3 separate regions of the Homo sapiens genome follow, and regions 2 and 3 are each linked to region 1. Evidence: chromatin contacts called from ENCODE Hi-C or POLR2A ChIA-PET data. All regions are on one chromosome and are shown on one strand. Each heading gives the region's core, a stretch centred on a gene start or an enhancer-like site at or near the end of the contact. The rest is flanking DNA. Distances are from core to core; before and after follow the strand shown.

What was found. Hi-C counts contacts between places; a loop is a spot of excess contacts on that map. ChIA-PET counts read pairs that join two places held with the same protein, here RNA polymerase II (POLR2A). Pooled maps may share reads with other maps.
Region 2: a map of pancreas shows a loop between it and region 1 (5-fold over the local background). The contact joins two enhancer-like sites. A Hi-C loop is called at or near these places in 6 of 168 maps with a recorded cell type or tissue (IMR-90, endothelial cell of hepatic sinusoid, endothelial cell of umbilical vein and 3 more) and 3 of 50 pooled maps. POLR2A ChIA-PET finds 5 or more read pairs at or near these places in 4 of 52 experiments (Caco-2, H1, HEK293T and 1 more).
Region 3: a loop to region 1 is called in a map of posterior cingulate gyrus, with 3 times the contacts of the local background. The contact joins two enhancer-like sites. A Hi-C loop is called at or near these places in 6 of 168 maps with a recorded cell type or tissue (head of caudate nucleus, heart right ventricle, posterior cingulate gyrus and 2 more) and 1 of 50 pooled maps. POLR2A ChIA-PET finds 5 or more read pairs at or near these places in 2 of 52 experiments (GM10248 and activated CD4-positive, alpha-beta T cell).

Annotation. Positions count from the first base shown.
Region 1 is chr17:9,147,850-9,152,972 of GRCh38, reverse strand. All of the region lies in intron 2 of NTN1 (netrin 1), which reads right to left. Among named protein-coding and RNA genes, the nearest start is that of NTN1, 130 kb to the right of the region's middle. RefSeq lists an enhancer at 1,404-2,247. Within about 2 kb of position 3,822, at least 3 of the 41 ENCODE cell types and tissues checked have a DNase peak (open chromatin) inside an H3K27ac peak, as active enhancers do.
Region 2 is chr17:9,193,314-9,197,742 of GRCh38, reverse strand. The region is part of intron 5 of NTN1 (netrin 1); the gene reads right to left. Among named protein-coding and RNA genes, the nearest start is that of NTN1, 170 kb to the right of the region's middle. RefSeq lists an enhancer at 936-1,857. Within about 2 kb of position 1,287, at least 3 of the 41 ENCODE cell types and tissues checked have a DNase peak (open chromatin) inside an H3K27ac peak, as active enhancers do.
Region 3 is chr17:9,088,074-9,092,583 of GRCh38, reverse strand. All of the region lies in intron 2 of NTN1 (netrin 1), which reads right to left. Among named protein-coding and RNA genes, the nearest start is that of NTN1, 69 kb to the right of the region's middle. RefSeq lists enhancers at 3,927-4,426, 4,427-4,510. Within about 2 kb of position 1,867, at least 4 of the 41 ENCODE cell types and tissues checked have a DNase peak (open chromatin) inside an H3K27ac peak, as active enhancers do.

The DNA of each region.
Region 1 (5,123 bases), core at 2,573-5,072:
CACTATTACTAACCAAGATCAAACACAATGGCTACAACCTCACAAGCAAGCAAGAGGAAAGAGAGCTGGGGCCTGATGTGGGAAGCCTGGACTCTAGCTCCGGCTCCGCGACTCCCCCAGGTGTGTGACCTGGAAAGCCCACTTGGCCCCTCTGAACCCATTCTCCCATCTGAAAAATGAAGACATCTGCGTCTGATGATTTCTAAGTTATTTTCTGGCCCTAAAAGTCTAACTCATGATACCCAAACTCCTGCAGGGTAGGGGACAGATCAGCAGACTCACATCAGCATGGAGGCCTTTGGGAGGGGACCCTGGAATTCAGAAGTGGGGTGCTCCAGGCTAGGTAATGACGCTGTGAAGAAGCCTCAGGGTGGAAGCCAGTGACAGGGCTGTGGAAAGGGCTCTAAGACCACCTCCAGGCAGCGGGTGGATCACAGCTGGGAATTGCCATGGCCCTGGGGTGGTGGCGGGATGACCCTGCAGGCTTCCCCCTTGCTGAAAGTGGAGGTATGGGAGCCTTCCCAGGGGAACCATCAGAGGGGCGTGGCCAACAGGACTGATGACCACCTGGGTCTTTCAGAGAGAATGGGTGTGCAGGATCCTCTCCGGGGAACTGGGCAGAGGAAACTATTTTGGGGGAGAAAAAAGGAGTTTACCTTTGGGCATGCGGTGGCACAGCAGGGGGATTTAGCAGAGGGCAGTGAGCAATAGTGTGTCCAGAGTTGGTTCCTGCCAGTGGGTTCCCGGTCTCGCTCACTTCAAGAATGAAGCCGTGGACCTTGGCGGTGAGTGTTACAGCTCTTAAAGGTGGCACGGACCCAAAGAGTGAGCGGCAGCAAGATTTATTGTGAAGCGCAAAAGAACAAAACTTCCACAGCGTGGAAGGTGACCCGAGTGGATTGCCACTCATGGCCCGCGGGGGGCCAGCTTTTATTCCCTTATTTGTCCCTGCCCATGTTCCATTTCTGTCCTATCAGAGTGCCCTTTTTTCAATCCTCCCCGCGATTGGCTACTTTTAGACTCGGGCTGATTGATGCGTTTTACAGAGTGCTGATTGGTGCATTTTACAGAGTGCTGATTGGTGTGTTTTACAGAGCGCTGATTGGTGCATTTTACAATCCTCTTGCTAGCTACAGAGTGCTGATTGGTGTGTTTTACAATCCTCTTGTAAGACAGACAATTTTCCCAATTCCCCAGCAGACCCAGGAAGTCCAGCTGGCTTCACCTCTCCACAGGGACCCTCCGTGGTCAGCCTTAGAGGCCCCTGAAGCCAAGTTCTCCCAGAGAGGAGCCCATACACCTCTCTTAAGTCTCTCTTTCAGAACCAGGCCTGCAGGGCCACTCCATTTAGTTTTTAGGGTCCAATTTGAAAACAGAATTTCTGTCCACCCTCCCTTCCCCCTCCCCACCACCACCTGTGCTTTATCTCTGATACCAGAAATGCCGTGGAAGAGGGGTGGATCAAGGTGGTAGGAAAAATGAAAGAAAGTGGGAAGTGTTTTGGAACCTCAGTGCCCGGAGTCACAGTCAGAGTGGGACGGGAGGCTGGAGTTCCCGGCTTGCCAAAGACAGGCTTTAGATGGTTTCTGATAAAGTCCCCGGAGATAAGTGGCCTGTGTTTGTCGAGGGCTTAGGGAGCTTTAGCCAAGTCTGAACACAAAGGGGCCTTCTGTCAACAGTCCTTCAGGCCACTAATAGGGCTGAATAAACACTACAGTAACAAGTTCTTCACACCTGTGGGGCTTGGGAAAGGCCCCAGCCCCTTTGTCAAGATGTCAGACAAAAGGGCTGCTAGGAGTTGGCCTCCCACCCCGCAGCCAGACCCTCTTAGGCTTCTGGGGGAAGGGACAGGGGTGGGGGGCAGATAAGTCTTAAGTCTGGTGAGTCCTGTCTCCTTCTTCAAGCAGAAATGTCCAGGGGGGACCAACTGATGGACGTGGTCCCTGCAAAGAGGCTGGCGGCAAACAGACCGGAGAGGGCATTTCGTGGGGTTTGGGATCAGGACCACGGGCAGGATTAAGGATACCGGGGTCACGGGCTCGGCTCTCCAAAAAGCACAGCCCAGGCCCTGTGGTTCTTTCTCCCGCTGTGCCGGGCACCCGGCCCCTCCCCAGTGGACAGCGGGGGCCATCCCCCAAATCTGCTTGACCTCGCCGTCATTTTTTCCACTGACTTTTTTTTTTTCTCTGTAAACATCTTAGCCTTTTCTCTTCCCTGCCCTTTTTTGGCTGCTATGCCTCCCCCTAAGGCTTTGAAACAATCCCCTCCTAACGAACATGTCCCAGGCCCTTGCTGCAAAAGAATCACTCAGGGTTCCTGCTGCACAAACATCCTTCTCTCCGCCTGCCCGGCGGGCGGGCCCCTCTCTTGGAGGAAATGCCGAGCAGGCTTTGGTAAGCCCTGAGCAGTCATCAGTTCTTTGTCTGCTGCGTTCCTCAGATCCTCCGTCCACGTTCCAGTCCGGAGCCTCTGCCCCAGGCAGAGGGTGAGTGCTCTCTCTGCCACCTCCTTCGGGGACTTTAGCCCTGGCCCTCTATGTGCCATGCACAACTCTACGCCTTCTCCACCTCCAACCAGCCCGCCACCCCAAATCCCTCTTCAGACATTCCTCTCATTTGTCACTGCCCTGTTCTGGAACCTTCCATGGCTGCCCACTGTCTATGAGATGCAAACTTTCTTGCCTTTCAGGACAAAAACAGTTTCACAGTGGGGGTCCAGAGACTGGAGGTCTTGCTCCTTCCTTCCTTATTTATTTATTATGTATTTTTTGAGATGGGGTTTCACTCTTGTCACCCAGGCTGGAGGGCAGTGGCGTGATCTTGGCTCACTGCAACCTCTGCCTCCTGGGTTCAAGTGGTTCTCCTGCCTCAGCCTCCCAAGTAGCTGAGGATTACAGGCGCCCGCCACCATGCTGAGCTAATTTTTGTATTTTTAGTAGAGATGGAGTTTCGCCATGTTGGCCAGGGTGGTCTCAAACTCCTGACCTCAAATGATGCACCCTCCTCGACCTCCCAAAGTGCTGGGATTGCAGGTGTGCGCCACCATGCCTGGCTAATTTTTGCATTTTTAGTAGAGATGGGGTTTCACCATGTTGGTCAGGCTGGTCTCGAACTCCTACCTCAAGTGATCCACCCTCCTCAGCCTCCCAAAGTGCTGGGATTACAGGTGCTCACCACAGTGCCTTGCCCTGCTCCTTCCTTATAATAAGACCCTGCATGAAACCTCACCCCATCCCACCCAGTCCTCTCCAAGCTCCAGATCTATCAGCAAAAGAAGGAAGGGGGACATTGTTCTAAGGACAAACCCAGGGTCTTGGGGCTGGTGCAGCCTTCCAGGGTTTCCTAGTTTACCCTCTTGTAGAAGAAGAGATGAGAAGAACAAGGTCCCAAGAAGCAAAGAGATGTTGCCAGGGACCTGGCAATAGTGAATGGTGACTAACACTTCACCAAACTAATTCAGAGCTCTTTCCAGACCCCCAGCAGCATGGTGAGGGTGACATGGTCTCAGGCAGAAAGAAGCCTGATAAAACCCTGTGGCTGCTGGAATTCATTCCTGAAGGCAGAGAATTTTCAAACTGGAAGAGATTGTCTGAGCAAAGTTCTCCCGGAAGCTTTTGTTGCCATGAAATTCTCTTTGCTCTGTGACTTGCCCGCCCTGCCCAGATGTCTGGTTAGCAGCTCGGGGGGTGGCAGCAGGGTGTGTGTGGGGGTGTGGGGGGGGTTCCTTCCAATCTCTTTTCCCTAGAGGTGGTGCATACACTCCCTGTGCTTTATGAAATGGACATATGAGGGCTGATTTGCCAGCCAAGCCGGCCAAGCCTGGCTCCTGGCTCCCTGGAGTCATTTCCCATCTGTAATGGCTCCCGTCACTAAGCCAGGCACTTGCCAGGCTGGAGATTCAAGGCGGGACTCCAGGGCAGTGGGAGAGGCTGGTGCAAGGGAGGCTTAATGACTTGCAGTTGATTCTGTTCTCCAGACACCAGGCAGGAAAACATGCAATTCCCAGGACACCTTCCCCAGCCCTTTGTTCCCCTCTACCCCCATGGGCTGTATCCCTCCCTGCTTGACCTTTATTTAATTCATCTCTTTAGTTAACTTTGACTTGGGTTGTAAACTCCAGAGACCAGCCCAGACTGCAGCCAAAACTACTGCAGGGTTCAATACTGCACACCAGACCCCCGTGTGACCAACAGATCAAGATTCCTGCTCGTGGACAGGGACAGGGTGAAACCAGGGTCCCAATCTGCACGCTGGACCCCCGTGTGCCCAACAGAAACCAGTGTCCCATTGGGCCACTCCAGGACAACACCAAAACGCCTTCTCAGTTTCCTAATTCACTCTCCGACTAGACTCGGGTTGCCAGGTTTAGCAAATAAAAATACAGAACACCCAGTTAAATTTGAATGGCACAAATCATTTTTAGTAAAAGTATGCCCCAAGACTGGCATGTCAGTGCTACCTCCAGGACACACCAGATCCCTACCCAGCTTGGGCTGTGCCTAAGATGTACGATTTCACGCAACGGTTTTTTTTATCAACAGCCACTTTAATTTCCTCAGTCTCCACAAGTCCCAGAAGAGGTTAAAAGGGCCCCTCAACTCAACAGGTCTAGGAGAGAAGAGTCCTGTTTGGGTTTTTCTTAACTCAAAGGGTTGTCTGCTTCTTCAGTTCCTATTTGCTTAGCACCAGCTTGTCGTTCCCTTATTTCCCTCTCTCAATCTGCTGAACAAGAATAGATACCTGTGCCCAGGAGCACGTGGAGATTTGTGAGAAGGGAAAAGACCCTGCCCATTGGATGACCCAAAAACTGCTTTCCAGTTGCAGGGCACTGTCTGCAGGGCCGTCAATGCCAAACAGACAGACCACGCCCCTCTGCCCCTACCCAGCCCCTCAAGAGGCCCTGTCACTAGTTAGCATGCCCCCACTTCACATGCAAAGATCCCCATGTGGAACCAATCACACTCCAGTTCCAGGAGACACAAGGGGGAGGAAGGCAAGTATGGCCAGAGTGGCCCCAAATCTGTACCCAAACAAAGCCATTTTCATCATGATATGCTTTGTGGTGAAAATGATCAAAATCTGAACCCCAATTCTGAATCCAGTTATTTTAATCAAACCACTAGG
Region 2 (4,429 bases), core at 38-2,537, 47 kb before region 1:
AAAATCTTGAAGCAGTCTTCTCTAAAACCCATTTCCCCTTCCATGAATTTCTTTTCTTTTTCTTCCTTCTTTTTTTTTTTTTTTGGACAGAGTCTTGCTCTGTCACCCAGGCCGGAGTGCAGTGCTGTGATCTCAGCTCACTGCAACCTCCACCTCCTCTGTTCAAGTGTTTCTCGTGCCTCAGCCTCCCAAGTAGCTGGGACTACAGGTGCCCTCCACCACGCCTGGCTAATTTTTTATATTTTTAGTAGAGACAGGGTTTCGCCATGTTGGCCAGGCTGGTCTCGAACTCCTGACCTCAGATGATCTGCCCACCTTGGCCTCCCAAAGTGCTGGGATTACAGGTGTGAGCCACCACGCCTGGCCCACGTCATGAATTTCTAATCCCTCTTCAGGAGGAGGAAGCTTTGCTAAGCCTCTGTGTCACTCCATAGCTTCCTGCTTGAAAGGATGGTCTACTTGAAGGACCGTGGTAAAGTGGAAATACCGGTTCTGCCATTGACTCACTGCATGACCTAAGACAAGCCACTGTCCTCCTCTGGGCCTCAGTCTCCCCATCTGTCAGATGTGCAGGCCCGATCGGATGACCTATCTCTAGGTTCCTTCTGGTATTGAGAGCCTGAATTTCACTCTCAGGATGCCTTTTGGACAATGCTGTGCTGAGGAATGTCTGACAACTGGCTCTCTGGGGAACTAAAAAAAAAAAATGCTTTGATTTTACCATTTGTCAACTTCCGAAGTGTAAATATTCCCACCATGGCCAATTTCAAACTCCCAGCAGGACACCCTGAATGCAGAATTGGGAAGAGATGCACAGTCGGCCCTCGTGAGCCAGTGGGAGCAGGTGTGAACAGGTGTGAGCCGGCTCCAACACCACCAAGTTTCACATGCCTCTCTGTGCAAATAATTTCAGATCTCTGCTTCATTCCTGATCTCTACAAATAGAAGGCTTTCTCCTTTCCTTAATCCCACAATACACTGTACTCAAGCAGAGACCACAAAACTGTGCAAATGACACTTGTCACACTCTTCTCTAGGAAGGCACTGACCTCTCTGGAGGGGGGAATGGGGAGGGGCAATGCCCCACTGGCCGCCTCCCTCCTAGACACCAATCTACTGCCCTTACTGAAGCCTGAAGCCCTGCCCTGGATGGCAAAGACAAGGTCCATGAACCATGCCCCAGGGCAGAGGCAGGAGACTTGCATTGTGTGGCCGCACAAACAGCTTTAGGAGCAGAGGGAGAGAGCTGCCGAGAGGAAAATCCTGCTCAGCAGGAGGTGGGGCTGGGGACAGTCTGAGCATAATCACGACAGCCACAGGAGGCGGCAGCTGGTAGCCTCCCTGCCACACCACCACTGTGCTGCTCCTTCCAACTCTGAGGGTCTATGTCCACAAGAGCAAGGCTGCCTGGCGACTGCCTAAACAATGTCCCCACCAATCCATTCTCCTCTTTTCTTTCCTACCCTAGGGTTGAGCACCCTCCTTGGTGCAAATTCCCCACAATTTCTTCAACACAGCCCTGAAAGAACCTCCCAGGCAGCCCCCCATTGCCCGGGTGCTGTGCCCCAGAACACGAGGCTGGCTCTGCACCCCAGGCCCTGCCCAGCTGCTGGCAGCACAGGGGAGGACAGCAGATGGGGTCTGGTGGCCAAAGTGGCCTCCAAAGCAGGCCTTCCCAGGCCCCAGCGATTTTGAGCTGAGAAGGGGCCAAATGTATCCTTTAGCCCAGCTCCTTCATTTCACCGAGAAGACTGGCTCCAGGACTAACAAATGGCTTGCAGAATGCTTTAGCTAGAGTGGGGTGAAATACTCAAAACCCATGATCTCCAGTAAAGGATTGCAGTGATGGTTGTTATTATTTCTTTAAGTCTGGAGCAGTTTTAGATCTGGCAGGGTATTTAAGTAATTAGAGGGACCACTGTGGGTCCTGCTCTGGGGCTGGAGGGGGGCTTTCCTCACCCCAGTTCAGTGGCTGTGAAGATTCTGCCAGGCGAGCCCGCTGCAATAGGGGCAGGAGAGTCTGTACGCTGAGGGCCTCAGGCCAGGTGTGACCCAGTTGCTACAAGTCCCCTCCCACCACAGCCCAGGACCTGTACAGGAATCTGCAAGGGGTTTCAGGCCGAGCTCTGAGCCTGGGCCACCTGGGGGTTCTCTGCATCCACCCCTGCCTCAGCCTAGCTCCACAGCCTGCACTGCCCCACCCCTGCCAGCCTCTGCCAGCAAGGTCGCTGTGACAGCTGTGTGACATGGAGGTGGGTCCAAGGACTCCCATCCTCTCTCTCCCTGACACCTGTCACTTGTCCCGTTCCCATCAGCCATGCTCCTTGATCCCCCAGTGGGAAGAGCTCCCAAGAAGGGCTAAATATTCCGCCCCCACTTGCTCCTCTGGCCTCCCAGCTCATCCCTTTATCCTCCTCGAGGCTGGTGGCAGCTCCACCTGCAAAGGCCCAGAGACAGGGGAACAATGGGGCTCCTGAAACCCACCATGCAAATGGCTTCTCTGTGCTCCTTGGGGTGATGGAGGCCCAGGGTGGAGGGGTGGAGGGGTGGTAGAGCTCGCCTGGCCCTGTTCACCCCCAGCCTGACCTCTGCCCCAGCCCTTTGTGCAGGTCCCGAAAAGGAGAAAGAGGGGAAAAGGACGAGGGGGTGGGGAAGAGGCCAGGGAAAATGAGGGAATGAGGAAGGTGGGGGTAGGGGGTGTAGGAGAGAGAGAGGGAGACAGACAGCAGAGAGTGAGAAAGAAGAGAGGGGAAACTGACTTGTGCAGGCTGCTCAGAAGCAGGTTCTCCTGGCCAAGGGGAAGTAAATGTTAAGCTGAACTCTAGGAAATTGCCATTTTTGTGGGTCTGAAATGGTCACATACAGCAGCAATTCCGCACGGTTTGACCTAATACACACGGGATGTCTGATCTCAAGGCGGAGGGGCAATGAGCAGGTCCCCCCACTAGAAGAGTCCCACGGCCCCTTGGCTTGGGCTCTGGCTTTCTTTCCTGGACCAGAGTTCTAGCAACCTGGGCTGATGTCAGAAAATCTGGGTCTGATCCAGTGGTTCTTAGCCAGAGGCTCCTCTGTCCCCCAAGGGACACTTAATTATCACAACTGGCCAGAGGGTAGGTGCTGGCATCCAGTAGGAAGAGGCCAGGGATGCTGCTTCACATCCTACAGTGCACAGGGCAGCTGCCACCTCAAAGAGATCTCCAGCCCCCAGGTCGACAGTGCTGAGACTGAGAATCCCACGGTTTAAACACCTGAAATAACTGCTGAATGTCTTTCCGTTTCCACACCCTCTGACCCCACCACTCACTCCACGAAGCCACAGGACTGGACGTGGCAGTGCCTCTTCTTTAACGGTAGGTGAAGTTAACAGTGACAGCATGTACCACACAGGGAACACTTTCCATCTTACATTGCCACTTTGCATCCTCGAAAGCAGCCCAGGAATGGCACCCAGATGCATTTCTAAATAGAGTCCTTCATATATCACAACATTGCATAATTTTTTTTTTTGAGACAGAGTCTGGCTCTATTGCCCAGGCTGGAGTGCAGTGGCACAATCTTGGCTCACTGCAACCTCCACCTCCTGGGTTCAAGCGATTCTCCTGCCTCAGCCTCCCAAGTAGCTAGGATTACAGGTGCCTGCCACCATGTCCAGCTGATTTTTGTATTTTTAGTAGAGATGGGGTTTCACTATGTTGGCCAGGCTGGTCTCAAACTCCTGACCTCCAGTGATCTGCCCACCTTGGCCTCCCAAAGTGCTGGGATTACAGGCGTGAGCCTCTGCGCCCAACCTGCATAATGTTTTTTTTTTTTTTTTTTTTTTTTAGTCGGAGTTTCACTCTTGTCGCCCAGGCTGGAGTACAATGGCACCATCTTGGATCACTGCAACCTCTACCTCCAGGTTCAAGTGATTCTCCTGCCTCAGCCTCCCAAGTAGCTGGGGTTACAGGCATGCGCCACCATGCCCAGCTAATTTTGTATTTTTACTAGAGACGGGGTTTCTCCATGTTGGTCAGGCTGGTCTCAAACTCCCGACCTCAGGTGATCCACCTGCCTCAGCCTCCCAAAGTGCTGGGATTACAGGCGTGAGCCACCGTGCCCAGCCGCATAATGTTTTAATAATTAAACCAGCGAGCAAAACAGCTGTGAGGAGACATTTGGGGGAGAACCAAGAAGTGCTGAATATGGACTATGTATCAAATGATATTAAGAAATGCATTGTTAATTTTGTGAGGTATAATAATGACATTGAGATGTTCTCAGTTTTTGGAGGTGTATTCCAAAATATTTAGGGCTGAAATGTCATAACGTCTAAACTTCTTTACAAATATTTTAACAGAAAAGGTAGTTGAAACAAATACCGCAAAATGTGAATTCCTAAGTCTGGGTGATGAGAATGTAACTGTCCCCCATGCTTTTCTCCCTACTTCTC
Region 3 (4,510 bases), core at 618-3,117, 58 kb after region 1:
GCGCCATGGCTCACACCTGTAATCCCAACATTTTGGGAGGCCAAAGCTGGTGGATCACTGGATGCCAGGAGCTTGAGACCAGCCTGGCCAACATCATGAAACCCTGTCTCTACTAAAAAAATACAAAAATTACCCAGGCATGGTGGTTTGCGCCTATAATACCAGCTACTCGGGAGGCTGAGACATGAGAATCGCTTGAATCTGGGAGGGAGAGGTTGCAGATGGAGTGAGACCCCGTCTCAAAAAAAAAAAAAAAAAAAAAAAGAGAAGAAAAGAAAATGTGGCCTCTCCATACAATGGAGTATTACTCAGTCTTAAAAAGGAAGGAGATTCTGACACATTTACACAACTTGGGTGAACCATGGTGACATGATACTAAATGAAATAAGCCAGTCGCCAGGTGTGGTGGCTCACACCTGTAATCTCAGCACTTTGGGAGGCCGAGGCAGGAGGATCACTTGAGGTCGGGAGTTTGAGACCAGCCTGGCCAACATGGTGAAACCCCGTCTCTACTAAAAATACAAAAATTAGCCGGACGTGGTGGTGCATGCCTGTAATCCAGGTACTCAGGAGGCTGAGGCAGGAGAATCGCTTGAACCCGGGAGTCACCGAAGGACAACTACTGTATGATTCCACTGATATGAGGTAGCTAGAGTAGTCAGATTCCTAGAGACAAAGTAGATTAGAGGTTTCCAGAGTCTGGGGCAGGAAGAAGTTGTTTCAGGGGTATAGAGTTTCAATTTAGGAAGTTGAAAAAGTTCTGGAGACGGATGGTGATGATGGTGAATGTACTTCATGCCACTGAACTGTACACATAAAAGTGGCTAAACGGGCCGGACACGGTGGCTCACGCTTGTAATCCCAGCACTCTGGGAGGCCGAGGCAGGCAGATCACCTGAGGTCGGGAGTTCGAGACCAGCCTGACCAACATGGAGAAACCCCGTCTCTACTAAAAATACAAAATCAGCCGGGCGTGGTGGCACATGCCTGTAATCCCAGCTACTCAGGAGGCAGAGGCAGGAGAATCACTCGAACCCGTGAGGCAAATGTTGCAGTGAGCCGAGATCGTGCCATTGCACTCCAGCCTGGGCAATAAGAGAGAAACTCCATCTCAAAAAAAAAAAAAAAAGGCGGGGGGTTAAACGTAGGATCCAGTTTAACTTTGGTCAGGCACTGTGGCTTGAGCCTGTAGTTCCAGCTACTGGGGAGGCTGAAGCAGAAGGATCCCTTGAACCTAGGAGTTTTGAGGCTGCAGTGAGCTATGATCCTACCACTACACTCCAGTCTGGGGGAGAGGGCGAGACCCTGTCTCTAAAACATAGAGAAAAATGGTTTAGATGGTACATTTTATGTTATGTATATTTTACCACAATTAAATAATAATAAAAAGTTTGACACATAAAATGTTTCCATTTTTAAAGTTTGGGGGAGGAAAAGTCACTTAAGGGAAACAGCTCATTCTCTGATAATGCCAAATAAATGAGGTGTTATTGTAGGCAGTGAGACATAAGCAGCTCTCCAGAAACCTTGCACTTGGCACTGCCGAGTCCTCCGCCTGGCAGCCAGTGCCCTCCTCAGCTGGCTGTTTTTCAATCCATCTCCCTTTGGTCGGCTTCACACGCCCTGGGTTTCCCTGCTGGGCCCAGGCTGAGGGTCCCGGTGGAGGGGAGGACATGGAAAGGAGGAGCGGGGCCGCCCGGCTCTTGCCCACCCAGCTCCAGGCTTGCCTTAGATGGGCACCCACCCTCAGAGTGGCCAAGCCTCCTCAAGGCCCTGCCAGCCTCCCTGCCCCCTTCTCTTGGCTCCCAGTCCATAGGAGCATTTGACTTTCTAATTCTTCCCTTCTCACAACAAAAAGCTAAATGTTCCCCAGGCACTTGGCCTGGTTTCTGTACCCAAGCAGAGAAATGGCCAGAGAAGACAAGCAGCGGGAAGCCAGCCTTAGCAAGGTCTCCTGAGTGGCTGCCTCCTGCACTCTCAGCCTTTATAAACCGGCATCTGTATCCCCCTCTTTCTGCTCCTAAATGACCAGAAACATCCATGACTTTCTTGCTTAGTGAGTCACAGAGAGTCCTTACCTGCTTTGGTAAGTAAGAAAGATGAGGAGTTAGGCCAGGCGCGGTGGCTCACACCTGTAATCCCAGCACTCTGGGAGGCCGAGGCAGGCGGATCATGAGGTCAAGAGATCGAGACTGTTCTGGCCAACATGGTGAAACCCCATTTCTACTAAAAATACAAAAATTAGCCAGGCATGGTGGTGCATGCCTGTAGTCCCAGCTACTTGGGAGGCTGAGGCAAGACAATCGCTTGAATCCAGGAGGCAGAGGTTGCAGTGAGCTGAGATCATGCCACTGCACTCCAGCCTGGTGACAGAGTGAGACTCCATCTCAAAAAAAAAAAGAAAAAGAAAAAAAAAAAGATGAGTTTGGTAGCCCGGCTCCTACCAAAAGATGATCAATGCCATAAGTTGGGAGGAGACAGGCGTCAACACCATTCCCCACTCACATACCCACAGCCCGTCCTCCAGCCTCAGCCTTTCCCACCATGTCCTCAAATGCCCATCTCTCCCTTTGGCCTCAAAAGGATAGACAGGCTGTGGGCTTCAGGACTTCTGGGGCATAGAAGGGAGCAGTGATAATTTTGCTTAGTAACTACCCTACTGTGTCCAGATAGCTTGTTGGTGTTTAAAAAAAAAAGTTTGTTTGGCCACTCTAACAAGTCCCCGCCAGAAACTGCAGGAGGTCGGTAGCAGGAGCCAGGTTGTAAAAGAGAGATGAAACCCCCAACTGGAAAAAGATGATCACAGGCAAGCGGCTGCGGCTGCGAACGAAAAGCTTTGTCTCCAGTGCCGTGGTGTTTGGGATGAGCAGAGGTAGAAGGGCCCTGAGAGTCCGAAAGCACCCATCACGTTCAAGGTGGTTTTTGCAGGCAGGGGAAGCACACAGCAGGTGTTCTCAGAAGGGACAATGAACATTTAGGTTCCACCCAGCAGTGAAAAACCCACCAGGGGTAGAGAACAGGGAACATCTGAGACAGTCTTCTGGCAAAACTTGTGCGTTATCAACAAGAAATTGTCACCTAGGACATTGCTCTAATGTGTTTAACAAGGTATAAAAAGTAGAAATTGGAGAATAGCCAAAACATATGTCCTTAATTTTTTTTTTTTTTTTAGATGGAATCTTGCTCTGCCGCCCAGGCTAGAGTACAGTGGCACAATCTCGGCTCACTGCAACCTCCGCCTCCCGGGTTCAAGCGATTCTCCTGTCTCAGCCTCCCGAGTAGCTGGGACTACAAGTGCCCGCCACCACACCTGGCTAACTTTTTTGTATTTTTAGTAGAGACGGGGTTTCACCATGGTGGTCAGTCTGGTCTCGAACTCCTGAACTCGGGTGATCCACCAGTCTCGGCCTCCCAAAGTGCTGGGATTACAGGCGTGAGCCACCGCGCCTGGCACCCTTAACTTAATAATAAAGCTAGAGCACAAATGAGGCTCCTCATACCTGGTCTTCTCAGCTCTCCACAACACAGGAGACTCTGTACCCTAAGCTGGGGGTCCTGCCTCCACAACAGTCACCAGCACTCCGATGGCGGACACCCAGGATCCAGGCATGAGGCTGAGGAGAAATTAATCAGTAAACCCAACCGTTTAAATAGTTCAGACATATCACGCTTTGCAGGGTGAACAGGTGCGAGGGTTTCGTGATGGCTGGCCACAAGGAACCCGGAGAGAGGTTGTTTCTCCGTATTTGGAATCGTTCAGACTCTTGATACTGGAAGGAGAACAACAGATTGAACCCTGAGGTCCTCCATGCATGCTTCCAGCCAGCTCGGAAATGGTTACTGTGGCTCAGTCAAGCTGCCAGCCCTGTCTGAAAACCCAAAACCTGCAAAGAAGATAATTGAAGCGGAAAAATCCTCCATCTGTGGCATGTGAACGTGTTCCAGGCTTCCGGGTCTGCCCTGGGGTCTCAGTCCTCAAATGAACAACCCACCCAGGAGCGGGTGGAGGTGGGACTCAGAGCCCATCCACCCATCCGTCTGTGGCAACTATTTGGTGTGTGTCATTGGGGTGCTAGGAGCTCCAGAGAACATAGAGCGGCTTGCTTTGGAGGGACCTCAGAGGACACCTAAGGCCAATCCCTTGTTTCATAAGAAGGAGTCTGAAGCCCAGAGAGGGGAAAGGACTGGCCCAACCCTACCCAGTGAGCTGGTAATAAAGCCACACCCAGAACCCAGAACTCCTGATCCCCACTTACTAGGGATCCTCAAAATCTTTAAGAGCAGGACAATAAGAAATTCCAAGTCATGGAAGAGGTGGCCAAAAGACCCTTGAAGCCAACTTGCAGATGGACACCCACTGGGCACCCACAGAAGTCCCTCGGCACGGCCGTCGGGAGCTGGTCCCCTGTCTCCCGCCTCCTGCCCCCTGCCTGTCCCCACTGGGTGGCTCGTGCACCAGCAATGCCAGCTTGGTGAGCTGGGGTTCTGGCCTTCTCCTTCCAGCACAGCA